Linked DNA regions of Mus musculus: region 2 is linked to region 1. A link is a loop called in an ENCODE intact Hi-C map of the cell type or tissue named here. Cell type or tissue: left cerebral cortex. All regions are shown on one strand. Links, peaks and the distances in the headings refer to the core of each region. The heading gives the core; the rest is flanking DNA.

Region 1 (7,958 bases), core at 2,198-4,697:
CTCTGGTTCTAAACTCTTGCCAGCTGGAGAGAGAGAGAGAGAGAGAGAGAGAGAGAGAGACAGAGACAGAGACAGAGACAGAGACAGAGACAGAGAGACAGAGAGAGGAGATGATGAATTTATGGACTGTTTCAGCCAAAACAGAGGAAATAAATTCTCAGTCTGTCTCCATACTGCTCAACATGATGGGACAATTTGTAAAAAGGACAAAAACCAAATGCTAGGAGCTGTGCACTTGGAGATGGAGCCTTCCTCCAGTTATCACGATGCAGAAATAACGAATGCCAAGAGACTATAATTTCCTCAAGAGTGTCATTCTGACAGAAGGCAAAATCTGAATCCTGGGTGCTATGGGGGAGTGATGACTCCCTGGAAGAAATTTCACAGAACTGTGACTTGTTAGACTGCCTTACAGGAGAGACAGGCTGAGCAAACAAGGGTCAGTGGGGGGCAGAACCATCCCTAGGCTAGGATGCTGCTTGGTTATGTATATGTAATGTACATAACTTACATCTTAGTACCCAAAAGATGAAGATGGGTTTAGGGGGAGAGGTCACTAGTCCTGGTTAATTTATCTTTTCCCAATGTCGCCACAGTAAATAAACTCCTATTCAGGACAGAAGGCAACTGGCTGAACCTACTGTATCAGCGGTGTCAAGCTCTGGGCTTGTTGTACCCTGAATGTTCCAGTTAACAGAGACAGGCTTTCTTCTGTCCTCAAGAACCTTGCAAAAGCATGGGCTAACTGAACACCTGTAACAATTTTCTCAAGCAAAGGAAACACCAAATGAAACCGCATTCACAATTTTCCAAGACTCCCTCCCTCAAAATGCAGACTTCACACTCCAGTGCTGACATTTCTCAAAGGTGTGAGCTGAAGACAGAGGTTTAAGAATTTGTTCAGGATAACACGTGGGAAAGAGAAGTAGTGCATATATTAGAGCTAACTGTTGGTCTCTTCATGGGGGGGGAACCTTAAAAATGAAAACTTAGCTGTAAAGCTTGTCAGTGGGTATTTATAGCACAGGAAGCAGGCTGAGACTAAGACTAAGATCTGTGGGAACCCTTGCTACTTATAGAGCAGACTCCAGAGCGGATGCTTAGATGGGGGATGGTTTCAAAGGTTGGGAGAAGCCTAGCACCATATGACTACAGTTATCAACACAGGGCAAAAACAAGATAATCCCTCATGTGCAAGCATTTCACTTAGAGAGCTGAAATATAGCTTGAAAGAAGAAAACAGAAACTCAGAACTAGTTCCTTCTCAATCAACACTGTAAACAAAGTACAAAGTTGTAACATCCATGCATATCCTATCAGGGGGTGGAAAGCTAGTAAGATGATATTTTTTTTTGACCTTATACTACTTTCTAAAGTTCTGGACAAAGGCAGGCTCCTCTTAGAACTTGTCCCTTGGCCTTTGGACAGATTTCCAAAACCCTAACACATTGATATGCACAGCCTGGAACAATTATCCTAAAAGACTCTCAAAGGCTACTGCAAGTCAGGCCTGGCAGAGTTTAATAGCCTGAGAGCCAATCACTTCTCTGCTAATGGTTATGACCAGTCTCCTCCCCTCTACGAGGAACTCGGCAGCACCTCCCACGAGTGCCATAAGGCCCAGATGGCTCTAAAACTCATCCTAGTGTACGAGCTACAGAAGTGCTTATTACAATCACTAACAGAGTTGTCTGAGATGCATTAGCTTGAATTTTTATCTGTGAGGTAATAATGTTAGCTGAGGAGTTTAAAAGAAGTGTCAGTTCTGGAGGCAGCACGCTGAAGAATATCTGCACCGCCCCATTTTTGAAGTCAAAGTTAATCCTAGTTTAAATCAGACCAATCCAATGAGGTTGTAATCAAGATATGCCTCTTTTATTTTGCTTGGCCTTAACTTTGTAAAACTGCCCTCATGATTGCCTACAACTTCTTAGTTACAGCTGAGGGTATGGGATGGATTCTGTTATGGTTTGTATATGCTTGGCCCAGGGAATGGCACTATTAGAAGGTGTGGCCCTGTTGAAGAGGGTGTAGCCTTGTTGGAGTAGGTGTGTCACTGTGGGTGTGGGATTTAAGAGCCTCGTCCTAGCTGCCTGGAAGTCAGTATTCTGCTAGCAGCCTTCAGATGAAAATGTAGAACTTGCAGCTCCTTCTGCACCAAGCCCTGCCTGGATGCTGCCATGTTTCCCCCCATGATGATAACAGACTGAACCTCTGAACCTATAAGCCAGCCCCAATTAAATGTCCTTACAAGAGTTGGTTTGGTCATGGTGTCTGTTCACAGCAGTAAAACCCTAACTAAGACTGAGGACTCTTTTCACTGTGCGTTAGTCATCTGTGGATATATATATATAGATAGATAGATAGATAGATGTGTGTATACACACACACACACACATATGTTTATATGGAAGTGTAGTTATTGGAATGACTTAAATGCTGCCGTCCTACTAATACAAGAATTAGTAGCTGTGAATGAAAATTCAAGAATCTAGTAGTTTCCCGGTCCCACAAGGCTGGTCTTCTGTATATACTGGTATCCTGAAGTAGTAGCAAGCCTTATGCTAACAAGTCAAGGTCAAGAAGGCAAAGGTGTACCTAGATTAAAGTTGTGCCTTCCCTTCTCAAGATCTGGATCAAAAGCCGGAGTCTTCTAGATGCAAGATCAAGATCACGGTGCCCTTTATTTTGGGACTGTAATTCATTCCAGATCTAGTCAAGTGAGAAACAGGACTAGCCATCACCCATTGGTACGCATGTTATTGCTGGGTATAGAAGAGACTAGCCAGGGCTCATTTGCACTCTTGCTAACTAAATGTAATGGATGGCTATCTTCAAAGTTTCCCTTGGAGCCCACTCTATCTGAGCATCAGTGACCTTTGCTTTGTGTCTTGATATCACCAGCTGTAAAGCCCTGTGATGCCTTAAAAAGGAAAAGCAGCTAAGTGGAGGTCAATCCTTTAGCAAATTCAACTTGGTTTGCAACATGTCTCACTTGAAAACAAAATATCATGTTAGTTTAACTTATCAAGGGACATTGGTGAAGTGACCCCTCAGAATGGACAGAGACTACTTTTTCAACATTTGAATTGTTTTCCCTAGGGTTGTTACAATCTTAACAATATCCTTGTTTTGATTAGTACATAGTGTTAAAATAAATAAATAAATGTTATTATCTTAGGAAATGGGAAGAGTTTCATTTCTCTCCAATTTTACAAAGTGACTTAGGTATTTTATTTAAAAAAAACTAAAATTTTCTAGTGAACCTCACAGTGGAGAGATGTATAAATGTCTTCCAATAATTTTGTAAATTCAAAATGAACAGTGTTGAGAATTTCCTTGCAGAATTCGAAATGAGCAGCAGAGGGCAAAGCTAACGCCGTGGTAACTGACTCCCTGGACACAAATGAGGGATGCACAAAAGGAAGCCCAGTTCTATTTTTGACTGAAATTTAGCACTTCAGTTGCCACAGGAGAGCTGTTGCCTTCAATTTAATCCTGTTTCCAGCACAAACTGGAGACATAGGAATGAGCAGTGCAATAAAATAATGGAAAAGCATGCCTAAAATAAAGGAACAGAATAGTGTAATATCAATAGTCCTTTTCTCATTTTATGCACACCTTTAAGTACAATTAAATTACTTCAAATAAAATCAGACTTAGGATGTATGATACAGGACTTTAAAATATGCAAAAATATATAATTACATGTTATGCATTATATAAAATTCTTGATCTAGAATATATATTCTATAAACAAGGTTACTACAAAGGAAGGTCTTTAACATTTCTAAGGATTGTTTGAATGTTTGATAGACAAACGATTATTTAATATCCCTAAACTTTACTATTTGGAATACTTTGTGTTGCAAAAGTACATTTCAATGTGTCATGCCAACACTGATTGATAAAAGGAAAGCAAGCAAGAAAAGAGAGAGAGAGAGAGAGAGAGAGAGAGAGAAAGAAAGAAAGAAAGAAAGAAAGAAAGAAAGAAAGAAAGAAAGAAAGAAGGAAAGTCTGGGGTTAAGCCTATATATATTGTTCAATATACAGTATATATTGAACAGGAATAAATTTTTTAACAGATGGGATTTTTATTCAGTTAAGTTTCTAGATTTGAATTTGAATACCTGAATTTTATACTTCAAGTTGTTTTGGTTTGTTGTTTTTCAAATAAGAAAAATGAAGGAGGCATGGGGTTGTCAGAAGACCTGGTCAGAAGAGAGAGCTTGCCTAGTGGGCACAGAACCCTGAGTCTCATCCCTTGTAACACAGAAGGCAGGCCTGGGGGTTCACACCTGGAATCCAGCATTTAGGAGGCAAAGCAAGGAGGATCAGGAGTTCAAGGTCAGCATTGGCTACATAGCAAGTGTCAGGCTAGCCTGGGCTACATGAGATCCTGTCTCAAAAGTAAATAAATAACATGGGGAAAAGAAGAGGAAAGAAAAATGAAAGAACTAAATAGAAATTTATCATAAGTAATAAAAGGTGGCATTAATTCCACTGACGATTTGATGCTACCCCCCAGTTGTCTCTCCACCTTTGCTATTCCCCCCCACTTCAGCCTTCTTCCTCTCTTTCACTGCCACCCCCTCTGCTGACAACTTTCTCAATTATACACAAGAATTTAACCAAAATTAATGAGCAATTCAGGGGAAATGTTTCATCACTAGACTTAATCCTAGCACAGCATCTCATCATCAGAACATAACCCTTGAGAATTCAAAGGGAGAGCCAAGAACAACTTCCATACCTAAATAGCAACTTATATCTGCAGGACACGTTTTTTCTGGGGTGCAGTCTCCCCAAACCTGTATGATCAAATACCCAAGTTTCCAGAGCCATCCTCAGAGCTGTTCCATGTTTTGATTTTGTTGTTGTTGTTGTTGTTGTTGTTGTTGTTGTTGTTTTCTAAAGGGCAACAATCAACATTTTAGAAAGGTCCCAGGGCACAGGGACTAGGAAGAGGAGACCATAGATCTAGCAAGGAGGCAGCTAAGGGAATCATTGAGGACCACTGACAAAGTTTTGGTTATCCTACAGTTAAAACATCCCCACCACAGCAAACAAGGCCCAATACTGTTTGTTTTAGAATTAATCATTTGGAGCTACAGATGCTTGTCAGTGGCAGAGCTCTTGCCAAAGCAAGCACAAAGTCCTGGTTTTACCTCACAGTACCACCACAAGAGGGCGATGGAGAGGTGGAGAGGGAGGAGGAGGTGGAAGGGAGAGAGAGGCAAGAGGAAGGGGGAAAGAGAGGAGGGATGTAGGGAAGGAAGGAGGGAGAGGGGGAGAGAGGGGGGGAGAGAGGGAGAGGAAGAAAGAGGGAGGGAGAGAGAGAGAGAGAGAGAGAGAGAGAGAGAGAGAGAGAGAGAGAGAGAGAGAGAGAGAGAGAGAGAGAGAGAGAGAGAGAGAGATTGGGAAGAAGAAATTAGAGAGAACAAGAATAGCAAAGTAGAAACTAATTAGAGCCTATTGTGCAGGCTCTGGCCCAAGGCAAGGGTAACTCAAACAAGCTGCATTAGCAGGAAGGGAACTAAAGCCAATGGTGCCCTGTGGTTGAGGAGGGTGTAATATGAAGGGCAACAGCTTCTTGGGCTGAAATTACACGTCTGCCATTTCCAAAACTATGTGACCCTGGCCAAGCCATTCATCCTTTCTGAGTTTCAGTTTCCACACCAACAGATGAAACTAGGTTAAAATTAAATTGTAAATCAAATAATCGAAGTAGAACAAAAACACTTGTCCTGTATAAGTGCTGAACTCAGGATCACAACATAAACAAGATCATAAACAAGAAATGAAAATCTCCCTGGCTCTTTCGCACATTTTTGCCAACTGCACTGAACACACCCACTGGAATTCATTCGCCTGCATTCACCATAGCAACCACCTGCTCACCTTCCACCTCACCACAGAAGTACCCCACCACAGGGACTTCAAAGACATAACACCTTCAAGGGCATTGCCTCTAGGAGTTTTCAATGACATATGCACCATAGACAAATCGGATGGGTATCGGGCAAGCCAGAAGTACACTCATAAATTTATCCAAACAGTTGAAATTTAGAGTGACTTCTTAAATTACTAAATAACAAAACAGTCAACTCTCCAGTCTATGCTTTATAGATCAATTAGTTCGGTCTAGGGACATAAGAGAGTGGTAGAGAACTTGTCAGCATACACAGAGCCCTGGGTTTGATCCCTAGTGCTAGGCCAGTCAGTAAGTTTCAGATTTCTGGAATGGCTATGTCCACTGTCCCACCTTCACCCCATTTCTGGAGTTTTAGACACACTGCTACACCCAACTTCCTATGAGAGCTTGGGATCCGAACTCAGCACCTGTTGATCTAAGTCAGCGTAGGAAATAATAGGTTCCATCATACATTTTCATTCACATGTGTCTTTATACTTTAAAACACACGCTTTTTAGCCTGTGACTTACCCATGCAATGATTTCATATCACAAAGCAGCAACGGACTCCACTGTGTGTGCACATGCTGGAGCAGGACTCTACACTAGCACTGTGCAAGCAAAGCAACCAACACCGATCCATCACAAAACCGGCTGGGAATTTACTCACGCAACTGAAAACTATCACCTATGAGCTTAAGTAAATGAGGAACACATGGGGATAAGAATGCATCAAGATCCTGTGAGCAAATCGAGGCCCATGAACTTAACAAAAACTCTAGTTCTGCAAAGGATGTGACTCTTTCATCCAGTCACAAAAGGCTGGAAGCTCTGACATTATGCACAGGTGCACTGATGAACTGTCATCCATCCATCACATTGTACCACAGGGTTGACAGGCAAGACTCCCGATTTTCTCCCAGACTTCACCTCCCCTTGATCTCTATTGATCCATGGACCCCCTCAGATAACTATCCCGCATGAGCCTCACCTGGACTTTACTTTCTACCAATCTTCTTTCAATTGGCTCATCTCAGGATGTCTTTAGCCACTCCCAAGGTGTGTTCTTTAATAAATAAGTTACAGGTGTGGGTGGCAGTACAGCAGATATTAAGGACAAAGAAAGACCTGAGTTCAAACCCAGAACCCTCCCCCAAAAGAACTAACAGAGAAGTCACTACTTTCAAGAAAACAGCTGACATCAAGCCAACAGCAACTTTCTCTACATTTTACTGGCTGTCTGCCTTTGGCTCCATTAAGGCACCTCTGAATGCCTCTGCATTCCTGTCTTGTTTGTAGCCATTCTATACTATTACTAGGTGAAGTGTAGTATGTGCTCTGAGAATTAACATTCATAATTAAGATTGGAATGAAAGAAACTGTGATGGCCAAGAGCCATGCAGTCAAATAAAAGAGGGATTATATGCTAGATAGCAACTTAGGAAACATACGTGGCTTGGTAATTTATTGTTATCCACAAATCCTGACTCCATGAAAAGACACAAACATAACTCCTCCAATGCCTCTGACACAGCACACTCAGGTCAATTTGCAACATAGAGGGGAAGAGTCCCCAAAACATCACCTGCGAACTCTTCTACATCACCTATTTTGCAAATAAGAGTCTACAAATACCAGAAAGATGCATCACACTGAGGGTGTGGCTGGCAGGACAGCAGCTAGTAAGGACAAGGAAGGCCTTGAGTTCAAGCCCAGCACCCACTAGGCCCCCCAAAACAGAACTAACAGAGAATCAAGAAAACAGCCAGAATCAAGCAGTAATTTATAGACTAAGAACCCAGAGCAAAGACACATTTTTGTTTCAGCACCTATGAGTGGTACATTAAAGCAGGAGATGGCTAAAACTGCAAAAATACTTTTGGAAGGATTTGCCCTGACAATGGACTACAAGTAGGAGCAGGCAGGAACATGATTTCCCTGTGCATCAATTTCTTCTGTAAAGAATATAGCCTTTCATTAACAAGTTCATGATGAAGATGCAATGCCTACTTACAAGGCATTTACAGCGAATCTGCTGTGGTGA
Region 2 (7,958 bases), core at 3,548-6,047, 53 kb after region 1:
TGATTTGGCATCACAAATTCAATATATTAGATGTCCAAACTTTAATTAACTGCACCCTATTACCAGGCTAGGAATGTAATTCAGTTATAAAAGCAATGGCTTAGCATACAAGAGGCCCAGAGTTTGACACCAACACCACTTTTCAGAGGCGAACCTCTCAAATTCTTCCTATTGAATACTGAAAGGGGCACGTTTCCAGTAAATTAGGTGTGAGATTTTGAAATGGAATGCCCTCCAATACCATCAATTTCCCCACAGCTAAAAGAATACCTCATCACTGAGCATTGCCATATTCAGCAGAGACAAAAACCTGGGCGGGAGATTCCATTTTCACTTGCATGATTTTCCCTATGGTTGCCATGCAGTAAAAGGAGAATCACTTTCTCCTCTCTCCAGTGCTGCAAAGCTAAAAAATGTTGAGGGAAGCAAAAAGATACAATGCCCTTCTGGATTCAAAAGCAGCTGGGAAATTAACTGATCTAAATAATTCCACAATTAAGACCAAAAACCTAACTCCTTAAGGATAACACCAGTGCTCACTGAGCCCTGGATAACTTCCGAGATGCCTATAAAACCACCACAGAGAATTAATTGTAAAGCTGAGAAAAGTGTCAGATGACAAAGGCAGGGCCAGTCTGGTCACCCTCTGACACAACAGTCTTCAGGACAGCTGTCTCAAGAAACATCCAGTTTTTTCTCACTTCAAATTCACCCATCATTTGTCCCAAGGAAGGTCAGATATCCGACCTCTATTGACAGAAACCAGAAAAATCTTAGCAGGGAAAGCATTAGATAGGGCAATGCCTTTCACAGATTTCTGCTTTGTATGTTATCACCTAGTGCCAAAGATACAAACGCTAGCAATAAGTAAGGGTGGCTCAGTGGACAGTGTTCTCTTCTAGCTTTGCCTAGAAATGAATTACACAGTATGACCTTGAGAGACTTGATCTTCATTTCCCCATCAGTCCCAGATGAAGTTAAATCTACTCATTGCTTTATATCCCTGGGGAACATAGAGTGAATGACAGAACACTATGAACGCTGCAACACAAAACTCGACCTGCTGTCCATTGGTGGCAATTTCCAACCATCTAACACAGGCAGATGACTGCCACACAAAAATGGCTTTTACTCTGTACAATAACAGAAATCTGCCTGAGGAGGCCAACAAAACTCACAGGCTACTGAACAGCTCCTTCAAGAGTTACACATTTGAAATTTGAAAATAATAGCAAAATTAAATGAAACCCAATACTTAAGAATACTTTTTGTCCGGGGTAAATAAAACCTCAATATATTTAAGGTCTTGTGATCTTTCAGGACTCTCTTTAATTCTCCTTTAATAACTTCTATTAAGTCAATTCTTGCTTTATACTTGATAAACCCTGAGGAACTGTGATTGCTGGATTATATATATATATATATATATATATATATATATATATATATAATAGATGATTGATAGATGACTAAATCGTTGATAGTTGATAGATAGATAGAGGGTAAAATAGATAGATCATAAGTGAATAAGTGATAGATACATCATAGATGATAGAAAGATGATAGATGGTTAGAGAGAGAGAGAGATCATAGGTTATAGGTTATAGATAAACGGGGTAGATGGGTAGACGGTAGGTTCTTTCACACTGTACTTCTTTTCTGTGTTGATACTGAAGCCCAGGTCCTTGTCCATGCTAGACAACTGCTTTCCTACAGAGCTGCCCCGCCCCATGCTCTCCACTTGTCAGTAACTTTCAGTTAGTAAACTTTGGAAAGCTGGGGCTGCAATTCAGTAGTCTGTGTGTCAGGCTGTAGCTCACTGGTAAAGGTTTGCCTAGAAAGTTGGGACTCTATGTTCTATTCTCAGCACAAAAAAAAAAAAATTATCTTAAGAGCCAGGCTTGATAGCACCAGCTTATACTCCCAGCAGTTGGGGAACTACTGAGGTAGAATCAGGCATTCAGGGTAGTCCTCAAGTACAGAAGAAGTTTGAAACCAGCCTGAGTTACTTACATAAGGCCTCCTCTCAAAAACCCAAATCCAAACAATGAAAACATTATCCCAAGAACAGTTCAATCGTCAGCTGTAAAAATATGACTTTTTCAGTTTGAATGTGTTAATTTTACTTTACATCATGTCTAGTAGATCCATGACTCTAAACTTCCCCTTTCAGTAAATCTCCACATTAAAGAACATGGAGGAAATACTATGGTAGTATAAAGTAAATAAAGTAAAGTCTATAAAGTAAATAAAAATCACTTCTAAGGTTATGATCTTTAAATAAATCAAAATCAAAATAAAGGCTATCATAAAAGTAAGTTAAAAGTGTATTAAAGGAAAAAAATGTACTAAAGGGTCTGGGAGTTGGATCGTTGGTTAAGAACACAAGCTGCCCTTCCAGAGGACCTGAGCTAGATTCTCTGTGCCTACATGATGGCTCACAGTCATCTGTAACCCAGTCCTAGTGCCCTATCATGGCCTTTGCAGGCACTGCACAGATATAGTGTGCATAGACACAGATGCATGCAAAACAAACACACACATAAAAATAATAAAATAAATGTACTTAAGAAACATAGTTACTACAGCTTCTAGCCAACCAAGAACCCATCTGCCCAAACTTCTATCCCTGCCTCTCAAGTGCTGAGACTGCAGGCACTTGCTATACACCTAAATGATAACCTGTTTATTATAATAACATAACACACTTTAAATTGCATTTAAAGATTTTAACTTTTCATATATTTTTTTCTGAAACCCATCAGTACTAGCATTAAATGCTGCTATTTTTCTCTCTGCACTTTATATTTGAACAGCATGTCTTCAGTAATAATATGGGAAACAGGAAACCAACTGACATTAGCAGTTAACGCCTTAGAGGTACTTTGCACCTACAAGAAGAAATGAACAGATTCAATTTTAGCCCAGGAAGCTGATGCTGATGATGCTGTCCGTGGTCTATCACACAGACTGAACCTATCACAGGCACAGCCACCTAAGGAAGACAGTACCAGTGGGAGCCCTGTGCTTTCAGTTTCCCATCTTCAATATTTCCACATCCCAGCTTCCTCTCACTGACGCGGGACATCACCAAGTTAAGTCCAATGCCTGCCTAGGCAACTTATCGTAACCCTTTACCAAGAAGCATCGCGGAAATCTGGGGCCATAGCTCAGTAGTACAGTACCAGCCTAGCAAGCAAAAGTCCCTCGTTTCACTCCTTAGAATCATAAATAAATAACACATTACTAATGGTCTATTATTTATTCATTTTCTATGAGCATACATTATACTTGCTAGCATTAGCCAAAAAGGAGTAATCACTTCGCAAATTACCTGTATGGTACCCAGACCACTGCATGGTAGAAACTATCTTCGAGGTGGTCAGACCTAACCTTTAGAATGTACTAGAATAAATGTTGTGTGCCAGCAATACAAATCCTTGGGAAGGTCTATGTACAGTTTTAAACGGTGAAAGCATAGAAGGAAAAGAAATAACATGAAGGATGACAGAGGTAGCAAGACACAAAAGGGGCTAATATTCATAGAGGGAAGGAGGCTAGGACAGTGAGCCTATCAGTCCTCTTTTGAGATGACTTTGGACATACAACTACATTTTTTTTCCCTCTTTACTATCCTGAGAGAGAATAAACACACCGAAGGCTTTAAACTGAGGAGACACCCCTGGCGGTAAATAACAGGCCTGGGCCTTTCAGAACGTGGAGGGGGCGGGGTGGTAAAGGAAGGACCTGATTGGCAGGCGACCTGCCACCCGGAGATACGTGGCAGGCGCGCTCACCTGTGAACACGTTCTGAAAGCCATCAGCTGTCGCTGGAGCCCCAGGTGCCTTGGCGGCCAGTACAGGGGACCCGCCACCACTGTCATCCGCAGTAGCCCCGCGCCCCAGCAGGTGCACGGAGCCTCCTGCCCCTGGCGTACGGACGCCCAGCTCCTCGGTCCAGTCGGCTGAGCGGCTGAGGCCGCCCGTGAGGCCACCCTCCAACCGGTGCTTTTTTGCCGGGGCTGCAGCAGAGGCCAAGGCGGTTCTGGAGCTCCGGCTCACGGAAGGGTCCGGCCGCTTTTTGATCCTAGGACTCTGGTTGGGGGACTGGGACGGGGAGTGATTAGGAGAGCTGAGCTGCCGAGTGGTGGTCTTGATGTAGCAGGGGGTGATGAGTGGGTAAGGTTTGAAGCAGCGTGGGCTGGGCGCAGGGCTTCCAGGCAAAGAAACGACTGCGGAGGTAATGGATTCTCGCATGCCCTCCTCCGGCTCTTTCTCCAGCCTCTGTGAGGCTTCTTCCACCTCTGGGACCCATTCCTCCCCTGGAGAGCCGCGGGGGGCATCCTCAAAAGCATCCTCCTCGCACTCCTCATCTGTGTCCCCAGTTCCAGCCACGGGAACTCCGGCGGCTCCCTCCCCTGGCCCAGCCTCCGGAAAGGTGAAGGCTGGTGATGAGAGAGAGTCTGTGACTGCGGAGGGGGCGGTCGCATAACCTGGTGTCTCGGAGGTCAAGTGGCTTCCGGAGGACGGAGGATGCTCAGGCACCAGAGACTTGGTGGTCTCAGGCAAGTCAGGTCTCACCGGTAGTGCCTGTACTGTGTCCTTTTCAGCCTCGCTTCTAGGTCCCAGCAAGAACTGGTCCAGGCCCAGAAAGGCCCCAGGCTGAGGGGAGATGGCAGTGGGGGGCGCTGCAGGCTCCTCGGAGTCCTGGAGCAGCAGCTTCTGCTGCTGCTGCTGTTGCAGACGAATTGCCTGCTGGATGTCTGAGAGCAAATCCTCCTGCTCCGTAGCGGAGTGGAAGCTGTAGATGTCCGTGTCTGAACCAGAACTGGTCCTTTGTCCATCTTGCGCTCCAGCCGCAGTTTCCAAATCCTCCGCGGTCGCCTGGATCCCTACCCCAGCCTCAGCAGGCCTAGAAGCACCGGGATGGATCACCTCGAAAGGGTCAGCACACTCGGTATCCGATAGGCCTGTCTCCTCAGCGGAGAGGCTGAGGTCCGGGGTCTTGGTGACTATAGAGTGAGCGCTGTCCAGCTCCCCAATCGGCAGGGCCTGTGAGTCCAGCACATCCTCTCGCGAGTCGCAGGCACCTTTCCCCTTGGTCAGGTTCTTTCTGATCCGCAGGTTGGAAAACACCGAGGCTCTAGAATCGGACTTGCTCTTCTTCTTGCTGGTCTCCCCGCTGCCCCCTCCCCCCTTGCCGTGCTTGCCAAGCGCCTTTTTGCTCCCGCTCGCCTTCTTTGTGATTTCCGCATCCCTGGGCCCCGCGGCATCCTCGGCTCCGCCGCCTTCGTGGGAGGCATCACCTGCGCTTCTCTTCAGCTTCCCATCCTGGTTCCCCATGTTTCAACCCCACTGCTGCGCCGCCGCGCCTTGGGGTCCTCAGGCCATCTCGGCCCTGGAGAGGGCCAGGGGAGTGTCCGGGACAATTCAGGCAGCTGGGCCGGCCGTTGGGAGCGGAGGCCGAGGAGCGCCCAGCTGGCCCCGCTCACATCTGCTGCCGCTTTGCATAATGCGCGGTGGCTCTCCCGGCTGCCGTCCCTGCGGCTGTGGCTGCGGCCCTGGCTGGCGGGCGCGAACATGCTCAGTTCAGCGCGCACTCCCCACCAATGGCTGCACAGGACTCAGCCTTGGCCTGGCTCCCCGCCCACCGCCGCCGCCCCTTCAGTGCCCCCTTTGGCTCCTCCTGCAACCAAGTAGGAAAACCCGTCTATCTCTAGTACTTCATAATTGGGGGTGGGGACAGCAGGAGCTGTCTTTATGTATCCCAGACTAGATCGAATTTAGAATCTTTCTGACAGGTTATCTCTGGGACCTTCATCTCCACCTTGAAAATAAAACATGTTGCCCTCTTTTCAAGAACTGGAATGTTGGAACAGTTTGATGAAACTTCAAAGCTCGCAGACCTGCAAAGAGAAAAACACAGGAGAAAAATCGAAGCCTAATTCCAGGTCAGAAGTACCATAACATCAGGAACACACACACACACACACACAGAGAGAGAGAGAGAGAGAGAGAGAGAGAGAGAGAGAGAGAGAGAGAGAGAGAGAGAGAGAGAGAGAGAGAGAACTTCTGTATGGCTCCAGTTCAAATACTTGTTGAATGGGTGGACTGTCCTGTCTGTCCTGTCCCTTAAATACTTGACCATGGCTTTGCACACTCTTAAGGTTTGTGAACATGCTACTTAGGGAAAGGTTCCTTCCCCAGACTCTCTGCCTGATACACAAGCCTCTTCAAGAACAGGACGTTAACTGCCATTTCCAAAGTGGTTTTGTGAGACCTTTCTGGACAGAGAAAAGAGAGGTAGGGGATGCTGAAAATACTGAGATTAAAGCTGATTAACATGCTAATCTCCAAAATTCTATGTGTTTACCATATAAATTAGACAACATTTGTATTTAAAAGGGGTGCATGAATTATAACTCCCAGGAGGTCAAACTCATCAATATTAAACATGTCACAATGTGATGCTGTATAAAAGGAAAAAGAAAAAAAAATGCCCTTGGTACAAACACAGGAAATTAGACATTGTGCTATAAAGGATGACCAGTTTCTCAAGCAAACCCATCCAAGCACACTTTGTCCAGGGCCAGGGCTTCCTAAGTTTTAGACCTAGATAACAATCACTTTTTCTTACTGTGAATTGTCCTCTTTATTTTAATGACATTAAACTATAGTTTTTGTTAAATGTCTTAAAGCTTCATTAGTATTTTAAAAGGCTGCAAACAATAAAAGCAAAAAAAAATCATAAAAGTAGCATTTGTAAAACAATGTTACTCTTTGTTGGAAATCCAGACAGCAATTACCATCCTTTCTCAAACTATGATCTTTAAAACAAGTGTTCACTGGAGCAGGTGGACTGATGTCCTTAGGTGGCCTTTTTGAGTAAACAGTTTGAAGAACTCAGCTTTAATAACTGTGCCAGCGTAATATCTCAGTCTCCAAGGGATCCCGAGAGCCTGAAAAGCCTTTATTTCACCTCTTTCACAAGACTACTGGCTCCTCTCTTCTAGAATGCAGGCTGCCCCAGGGCACACTTTGCCTGTAGGCCACTAGAATTCTCGGCCTCCTTGAATGCTGCATACTGAGATACTTGATTCTTGGTTCTTGCTCTTTCTCTAGCAGAGCAACTTTGATTCAGACCTGTTTGTTTCTTTGCTATTCTCTTCTGTGATATACCCAAGAAGTTCAGGAGACAAAGGGGGAGGGGAGGACAGAGAGCTAAAAGAAAGGCAGAAAGAAAACGGATTTTTTTTTCCCCAAGTCCTTTGAATGTGGGAGAATAGGTGGCCTTTGAGAGGCAGGTCAGAGTTGACAGAGCTCTATTATAAGGTCACAAAAGTAGTAGAAGAAACATTAGGGACTGTGGATGGGGGATGGGAAGGGGGGTGGGACGATGATAAAGAGCAATGGGGATGAATGGGATCCACCCTGTCAGTAACATCAGCTGGGAGACAGACAGGGCTGCCTCCTGCAGCCCAAGGACTTACCCTGTCTAGGGACAGCCAGGAAGGTAAAGCTAGCCCTTGAGGATATTCACCAAAAAGAATTTCAGGACAAGTCAGAGTGAGGCAGCTAGTCAATTTGTAAAGTATTCAATTTATTAAGAGATAGTAGATGCTTCGGGGTTAAGCTTATCCACAGAGAGGAAGAAGAGGAGACTGGCAGGGAGACAGAGTGGAGGCTGAGCTTCTTAAGAAAGCTCTATCAGTGTCTTAGTATATATTATGTATTTCTCCTATCTTAAAATATAGCACAAAGAGATACACAATAAAATAAATGTAGGAAGTCTATTTTTTAAGAATTTTTTTTGGGGGGGGACAGAGTTTCTCTGTGTAGCCCTGGCTCTCCTGGAATTCATTCTGTAGACCAGGCTGGCCTCTAATTTATAGAGATCTGCCTGCCTCTGCCTCCCAAGTGCTGCATTGAAGGCTTAAAAGCATGTGCCACCACTGCCA

Evidence for each region. Hi-C counts contacts between places; a loop is a spot of excess contacts. Peaks named below come from ENCODE experiments on the same cell type or tissue, not always from the same donor. Only the 100,000 strongest peaks of a DNase experiment are listed, where the experiment ranks them.
Region 2: a loop joins it to region 1, with 3 times the contacts of the local background. A loop is called at or near these places in 5 of 42 quality-filtered maps.

The regions. Positions count from the first base shown.
Region 1 is chr1:174,551,029-174,558,986 of GRCm38, reverse strand. All of the region lies in intron 2 of Fmn2 (formin 2), which reads right to left. Among named protein-coding and RNA genes, the nearest start is that of Fmn2, 53 kb to the right of the region's middle. In left cerebral cortex, for the core only: a CTCF peak has its summit at 3,350 (motif pointing right); a DNase peak (open chromatin) is centred at 3,430; H3K27ac peaks cover 747 bases.
Region 2 is chr1:174,499,431-174,507,388 of GRCm38, reverse strand. Fmn2 (formin 2) reads right to left here and starts at 5,564. Exons shown (of 18, transcript NM_019445.2): 1 at 3,798-5,564. The coding sequence starts at 5,343. In left cerebral cortex, for the core only: CTCF peaks have their summits at 3,697, 4,681 (motif pointing right) and 5,679; DNase peaks (open chromatin) are centred at 4,726, 4,960, 5,303, 5,581 and 1 more place; H3K4me3 peaks cover 2,395 bases; H3K27ac peaks cover 2,344 bases.